Linked DNA regions of Homo sapiens: all the other regions are linked to region 3. Evidence: chromatin loops called from intact Hi-C (ENCODE). Cell type or tissue: GM12878. All regions are shown on one strand.

Region 1 (2,500 bases), 98 kb before region 3:
TCATGGAGGTACAGAAAGTGCAGTGCTCATTTGTGCCCAGAAGGAGGAGAACCAGAAACATTGGTGGACAGCACCATTGAAGACACATTCCTTTCCTATTCTTTTTAGAAAAGTCTGGTATTTCTAGATTAGCACTTCTTCAAAAAGCATCCATTAACTGCAGTCTACATGTTTTACAACTCAGTTGCTGTGATCGGAACTAAACAAATTTAGGAGATGAACAGGATCAAATTTCCAGGAGTCATTCTAAATAGTAAGTATGTGACTTCTTTTGACAGAGTCTCGCTCTGTCGCTCAGGCTGGAGTGCAGTGGCGCGATCTTGGTTCACTGCAACCTCTGCCTCCTGGGTTCTAAGCAATTCTCCTGCTTCAGCCTCTGGAGTAGCTGGGATTACAGGCACGTTCCACCATGGCCGGCTGATTTTTGTATTTTTAGTAGAGACAGGGTTTCACCAAGTTGCCCAGACTGGTCTCAAACTCCTGACCTCAGGTGATCCACTCGCTTCGGCCTCCCAAAGTGCTGAGATTATAGGTGTGAGCCACTGTGCCCGGCCGTGACATTTCTTTTCTTCAGACCACCAAAGTTCTGTTTGGGTCCCTGAACTGTTCTGGTGAGATTAGTTTCAGCCATCCAACTCATTCTCAGGTGTTTAGATTTCTGGTTAGATTTCTGAATCCAGACAGTGACCATATCCTCCCTTGCCTGTTTTTGTTTTTTGTTTTTCCTTATAAGTCACAGACATCTTGCACTCTCTCATCCTTCACTAGGATAGGACTGAGCCTGGGTCTTGCAGACCACATTGGGGATGGGCAAACTCTTTCTGTATTCCCAGGGGAGACAGCAGTTCCCACCCATGTGCCTCTGGAGCCTTCCCTTGTCTTTTAGCATCCATTTCGTTATCTCCAGGTTTGCATATTAGGAAAGGAGATTTCACTTCATCCAGAAGAGGGCACTATGCACCAAGTCTAGAATATTCAGTTCCTTCCAGTGGAGGCACAAATTATGGGATTAATGAAACCCATATTCAAACCCTGAAACTATAGCACCTATCATAAAACACAAACCAAAATACCACATTAAGAATGTACTCTACAAAAAGAGGAAAACAATGCAATTTCTTAGCAACTTGTACATTTCAGAAGGTACAAACTGCTTTGTTAAATCAACCAAACAATTTTAGGGGGTGCTCCTCTTCCTTTCTTACTGACTTAGGCTCTTTGAACCAAAGCCTGCCCTACAGTTGGCCACTTACACGATGTCCTTAGAGCCTTGGGGGCCAAGGCTGCAGGTTTGGTCCTGTTGAAAACAGAATAACTTGCTTCTTTCAGGCATCTTCTTCCATTAGGGAGTGAATAACATGTCAGAGAAACTTCATGCCAAATGCAGGCGAAAAATGAAATACAATAATTCCCTATGTGCTAAAATGGAAGATGCCAGTGTTTTATAATATGGAGAAAGTTTGAATGGGGAACTTAGTGATTATACACTTTTTGTCCCATTCTCTCGGTCCATTTGTACTTAAGCATCATCTCTCTGTGGTGTGTTCTTAAGAGAATCACCCAGACCCTCCCCCAACCTTTTTTTTTTTTTTTTTTTGCTGCAACTTCCTACTTAGCTGCTAAGCGTTCTCCTTGAATCTTGACTATGACTATCACGTTACTGAGCCCTCCCTGCTTCAGTTTTCTTGTGTGTAAAACAGGCATAATTATAGTGCTTATCTCTGAAGATGTCATGAGATTTTTATTATCATGCATTCTTTTGTTGTCTCTTCTCAAAAGTTTGCAGACTGTTTTAACCTCTACTATACTTTTTTTTTTTTTTTTTTTTTACAATGCTGCCATGTAACTGTCTCTGGAGTAAATTTATTCTCAGGCATATTATTTATCAATCAAACATAAGATATTAAATATTTAAAGGCAACTCTCTGATGGTATCCTTCTCTTGGGGTGAGGTATATACAGACTTTTCCCAATTAGTCTTTTTATTATCACACAGAGCACTCAATATATGCTTCATGGCCTATGAAACCTCTCCAGTGGATTTTCCCTGAAATGCTATCCCTTGGAATTTTATCCCCTTTCTCTGGTTAAGTTCCTGGATTAAGTCAGGTAAAAAAAGATATTAGTAAGATTACATTAACAGCAGATGACATTAATTTGCTACTTTCCATGTTCTAGGCACTATGCTAAGGACTTTATGTATATTGGTTTATTTAATCCTCATCAAACTCTTATGCAGTATCTCAATTTTACAGATGAGGAAACTGAGGGTGAAAGAAGTCTAGCAACTTGGCACAAATCACACAACTAGAAAGTGGCAGGAGAAGCTGGTCCTGCTCATGGTACATTGACTTCCGCCCTACACTAGATTTTCCTAAAATGTGTTTCCCTGAGGAGAAAATCAATATGCAAAAACAGAACTCTGTCCCACAATCTGCAGCAACCAGCCTTGGAAACTAATCTGTTATTTTTAGTAACTAGCCCAGGAAGTCAGCCTGCT
Region 2 (2,500 bases), 58 kb before region 3:
ATGTAGAAAGTGTCACAGAAATGTTCGTGAGTGTTGATCTAATAGTCCTGCAGCTAGCAATCTTTCACAAGTAACTAATATGAAAGGGAAAACTCATATACACAGACATGTTTCTTTTAGCATTATTTATTTTAAAAAGCCAAAAACTAAATATCTGCTTGTAAGAGAATGTCTAAATAAATGTGATGTCTTTAATTCTGGAATATTATACAGTCATTAAATATATGTAGTTTTATGCTTATGATCAAATATTTAAAGAAAGGAAATTAGTGTGTAGGCGTACCATAATTATAACGATATGCAAAATTAGAATAAAGTTTTAAAGAAATTGATTTAGAAAATATTCATTACAAAGGCTTATCACAAGCATATTTCCATTAGTAGCTGTTAAACTGGGTGTTAAATGAAGTAATTTTGTGAAATATAACTTGTTGTTTTTGTTAATTATGACCCCTCTTTAGGCATTAGTATCACTCCTTGGAATTAGAGCTAAAGAATTGGAGACTATCTGCATAGAAATACGGCCATGGTCTGGAAGACACCAAATCTGAGGGACACTAAATATGTGGCTGTGGCAGATCTTAGACCCCATCCAAGTTCTAAATTTTCACTGTCATCAAAAGTTTGCACGAGTGGAATATTGTTGCATTGAAGGAATGTGATGCTTTTGCTAGACCAAAGCTTCAGAGTCAGGCAGGAGGGGTAAAAGCTCCATGTCCACGCACACTCTTCAGAGCTTAGTGTAGCTTTCATGGAATAATCATGTAGAATTGGCTTAAAGGAGAGAATCCTCTCCCTCAAAGTCTCGTCAGACACACACCATCCCTTTGTGTCTCGAGATCTAGCAGAGCCACCCATTGAGGCTCTTGGCTTTTACACTTCTGGATGATACATTTCTTTCTTTCTTTTTTTTTGAGACTCTTGCTCTGTTGTCCAGGCTGGGTTGCGGTGGTGCGATCTTGGCTCACCGCAACCTTCGTCTCTGGGTTCAAGTGATTCTCCTGCCTCAGCCTCCTGAGTAGCTGGGATTACAGGTGCGTGCCACCACCCCTGGCTAATTTTTTTTTGTATTTTTAGTAGAGATGGGGTTTCACCATGTTGGTCAGGCTGGTCTCGAACTCCTGACCTCATGATCCACCTGCCTCGGCCTCCCAAACTGCCAGGATTACAGGCATGAGCCACCGTGCCCGGCCTGGATGATATTTGCAAATTCCAATTCTCCTAATTCAAAAATTTTTCTGCCATTTTCTCTGACTCTGGAATTTATTTCAAAGTGTTGACCTAAAGGAAGAGGCTGAGGCACAAAATATTAAATACTTTACTTGAGTCAGAATGAGGACAGCCGCCTGGGAAATACTTCCAAGTTGCCTTGGGACATGCTCCATTCGGCTTTTGTTACAAGCAGGGTTTTAAAGGCAAAAGGGAGCAAGGATGGGTAGAGACAAAGTTGTTTGACAGGCATTCCCATTGGTTTACAGAAATAACACTGACTAGTGATTGGCTATACATTGTTGAACTGTAGGGTATGAGTTATGGTGTCCAGTGGATGGCATTGTTGGGTTAATTTATGACTACTTGGTGTCAGTCTGTCTAGAGCCCACATAGCAAGTAGCTTCAGAAGGTGATTACTTAGGGGGAAGTGAGATGTGCCTGAAGTCACATTTCAATTCCTCCCTGGGCCTGATCATTTCAGAGGGGTCTCACATTCCTCAGATAAAGCATTTCTTTTTTTTTTTTTTTTTCTCAAGAGGGAGCATAGAGATACTTGAATGACAATTTGATTGGCACACATTCTGGATACTGTAATTGGCCTAAATCAAATAAAATATACACAAAAAGCACATGGCCAGGGGTGTTTTAAAAATGATTCAAATTGATACCAAACATTTATTTTCCAATTAAGTTTCAATTTGCAAAAGTGTGATAAGGAACCTATCCATTTAAGGGAAAAAATTTTTGAGAATCTTAGTAAAACATATGCATTAAAGAAAAAAATTGAATATGCTAAAGCAATTGAGTTATAGTTGTGAGTTTGAAACATTTTATTTTAATTTTTAAAACTTTCTGAACTATATATTTCTTTCTTTCTTTTTTTTTTTTTTTGACAGTATCACTCTGTCACCCAGGCTGGAGTACAGTGGCACTATCTTAGCTCACTGCAACTTCTACCTCCTGGGTTCAAGGGATTTTCGTACCTCAGCCTCCCAAGTAGCTGGGATTACAGGTACATGCCACCACACCTGGCTAATTTTTCGTATTTCTGTAGAGATGAGGTTTTGCCATGTTGGCCAGGCTGGTCTTGAACTCCTGGCCTCAAGCGGTCTGCCGGCCTCAGCCTCCCAAAGTGCTGGGATTACAGGTGTGAGCCACGACACCTAGCCTGAACTATATATTATTTCTACTGAATAAAAATGAAAATAATTCCAGTTGATCCTTAAGAAAACCAAATACCTCCTAGTGTTTTTAGTTTTTTTAAAAAATCAAGGATTTTTCAAAGTAT
Region 3 (2,500 bases):
ACCAAGTCTTACTATGTTGCCTAGGCTGGTCTCGAACTCCTGGATCCTCCCAAAGTGCTGGGATTACAGGCATGAGCCACAGTGCCCAGCCTCATGTGTTATTTCTTTGATAATTTCTTTCCCTCCTTTTTCTGTATGGGACTTTTAGTAATAAGATGTTGGGATCCTAGATAGATTATATAATTTTCTTATCTTTTCTATCATCTATCTTTTTATTTTCTAATTTCTTCAACTTTAACTGCTAATTCTCTTATTAGAGTTTTAAATTTCTGTTTTTTTTAAATTAAAATATTTTTCTCATTACATGTATACTTACTCATTTTAAAATAGCACTCTGCACTTGTTTCTTGGATACGATATCTTATTTCTCTGAGGATATACTAGTTTCATTTTGTTTTTTCTTCTCCACATTCATTGTTTCTGTTTTCTCTGACCTTCCTTTTCCCCATTTGCTTAGGTTCTTCTTTTTCACATTAGAGACTTTCTTCAAACTTATTGTTTCCTTGGCTGTCTGTTCATATTTAATGGTAAGGTTCTACAGTGTTGAGTAAAAGCTCTGGGTGCTTGGTGGGTCTGGCTGACTGGTGGCTTTGGTCAGGCAGGGGCCTATAGATCTTTCCTCGGTGGTTTCCTAACTTCTCTAAAAATGGATAATCTAATTGACTGCTTTGGATTGGTGCAACTGAATGACGGCTTTCTGGAAACCATAAGGCATAAGGGTCCGTTGTTAACAATCAGACTAAAATCAGGCTGGCTGGTTCCAGCGTTGTGCTGCGTTACTTGTGACTGGCTGTGGAACTTGTTTCCTTCCTCATTAGGATACTAATGGTACCCACGTTGTAGCACTGTTGTTAAGATTAAATGAATTTATACATATAAACTACTTACAATGTGAAATGTCATGAGAGCTCAATAAATTACATGTTTTTACTGTAATCATTGTCATCATTACTAATTCAGTCCAGTTCTCCTGCCGTGCCTCACGCCTCCCTCCATTGCCTTAGTGTGGAAGCTTCTCTGGTTCACTGTTTCCAACCTTCTGCCAAAGTGGAGAATGAACAATCTCCTTGCTGAGTTGAATTGCGAAGGGGACCTAGGGGACTTCCCAGCTCCTCAGGCTGACTTTTAATCAGTCTTCTAGGTCTTCATCCCCACCTGTCACCCCTTCAAACATACCTGGTATCGCCAATTCCTATGTCTTTCTGAAGTTCAGAGGTACAAGCAGACTTTCTTGCCAGTGGCTTTTCCTTCTGGAGGCAGTTTCCAGATTTCTGTCTGCTAAGTATGTGACAGCCACTTTTCCCTCTCTGGTCTCGCATCTATTGTCTCCTTTCCTGTTCTTATATGCTTGGAGGATTCATACCTTTCATATCCCTTTACTGATAGTCTAGTTTCGTTTGAGGAGGAAATGAAATCACCCTATGTCTCCAATTAGCCATGTTAACCACAAGGCCACTGGCCTCATTTCTTTGTCTATGAAATGAGGGGTTACAGTGGTAAACTTAAAGGCATTTTCCTCCACTGAAAGTCTTTGCTCCTGCATATGGTTTAGATTTAATATAATTCCCAGATGATCACAGCTAGATTCTCTATCACTTATCTCACTCTCAGAAGAGCAGTGATTATTTTTGCTTTTGTTGTTTTGAATCTCTTTGAGCGAGAGACCTGCAGTGTGGCAAATTATATCTTGTGTACAAATTAGAGTAAACTGAAAAACACAGATGACTTTTGTTCCCTTCTGCATCACAAAGACCTTTTCAATACACCTGATTGATTGTAAAGGGAAGTCCGCAAGCAGACGTGAGCTACTGGGACTCTGCTAATGGTAATTTAGGTGCTGTCATATTTATCATGCTGTGCTATTTGGCAAGCAAGTAGGAAGCCTTTAAACTTTTTGCTCTTTCTGAAAAAATAAAAATTCAGAAAGAAGATGATACCAAAATTTCAATCAGAAAGAAGTTTCCTTTCTATGAGGAATCACAAAGAATGTTCTGATAAGTCAATAAAAGTCCTGCTTTGGTCCAATTAGATTGGAGTCTTTGATTCATGAAGTCTGGTGGAGATGGATTGCCTTCCCCGTTGGAACTCCACTACGTGGCTTAGCGCTTTCTACTTGTAGCATCAGTGCCTGTTCCTGTTTGTTGTAGTCACTGCTGTTAATGACTAGCTCTTAGGTGTTCTCTTTTAATATTCAGAAGAAAAACTTCCAAAAGATAATGACTTCTTCTAAGATACTAAGTTATATAATATTTGAAATGAAAAACAACTTACAGGCCAGGTGCGGTGGCTCACACCTGTAATCTCAGCACTTTGGGAGGCTGAGGCGGGCGGATCACAAGGTCAACAGATTGAGACCATCCTGCCAACATGGTGAAACCCCATGTTTTCTACAAATACAAAAATTAGCTGGGTGTGGTAGTGCCCATCTGTAGTCCCAGCTACTCTGGAGGCTGAGGCAGGAGAATCGCTTGAACCCAGGAGGCGGAGGTTGCAGTGAGCC

What was found. A loop is a pair of places that touch in the nucleus more often than their neighbours do. Peaks named below come from ENCODE experiments on the same cell type or tissue, not always from the same donor. Only the 100,000 strongest peaks of a DNase experiment are listed, where the experiment ranks them.
Region 1: it touches region 3 in a loop (2.4-fold over the local background); 2 of 110 quality-filtered maps call a loop at or near these places.
Region 2: a loop joins it to region 3, with 3 times the contacts of the local background. A loop is called at or near these places in 4 of 110 quality-filtered maps.

The regions. Positions count from the first base shown.
Region 1 is chr12:98,371,606-98,374,105 of GRCh38, reverse strand. No RefSeq gene overlaps it. Among named protein-coding and RNA genes, the nearest start is that of TRD-GTC1-1, 130 kb to the left of the region's middle. In GM12878, a CTCF peak has its summit at 946 (motif pointing right); a DNase peak (open chromatin) is centred at 949.
Region 2 is chr12:98,331,890-98,334,389 of GRCh38, reverse strand. No RefSeq gene overlaps it. Among named protein-coding and RNA genes, the nearest start is that of TRD-GTC1-1, 170 kb to the left of the region's middle. In GM12878, a CTCF peak has its summit at 1,548 (motif pointing right); a DNase peak (open chromatin) is centred at 1,579.
Region 3 is chr12:98,273,886-98,276,385 of GRCh38, reverse strand. No RefSeq gene overlaps it. Among named protein-coding and RNA genes, the nearest start is that of TRD-GTC1-1, 230 kb to the left of the region's middle. In GM12878, no CTCF peak of the experiment used is centred here; DNase peaks (open chromatin) are centred at 718 and 1,395; H3K4me3 peaks cover 414 bases; H3K27ac peaks cover 1,169 bases.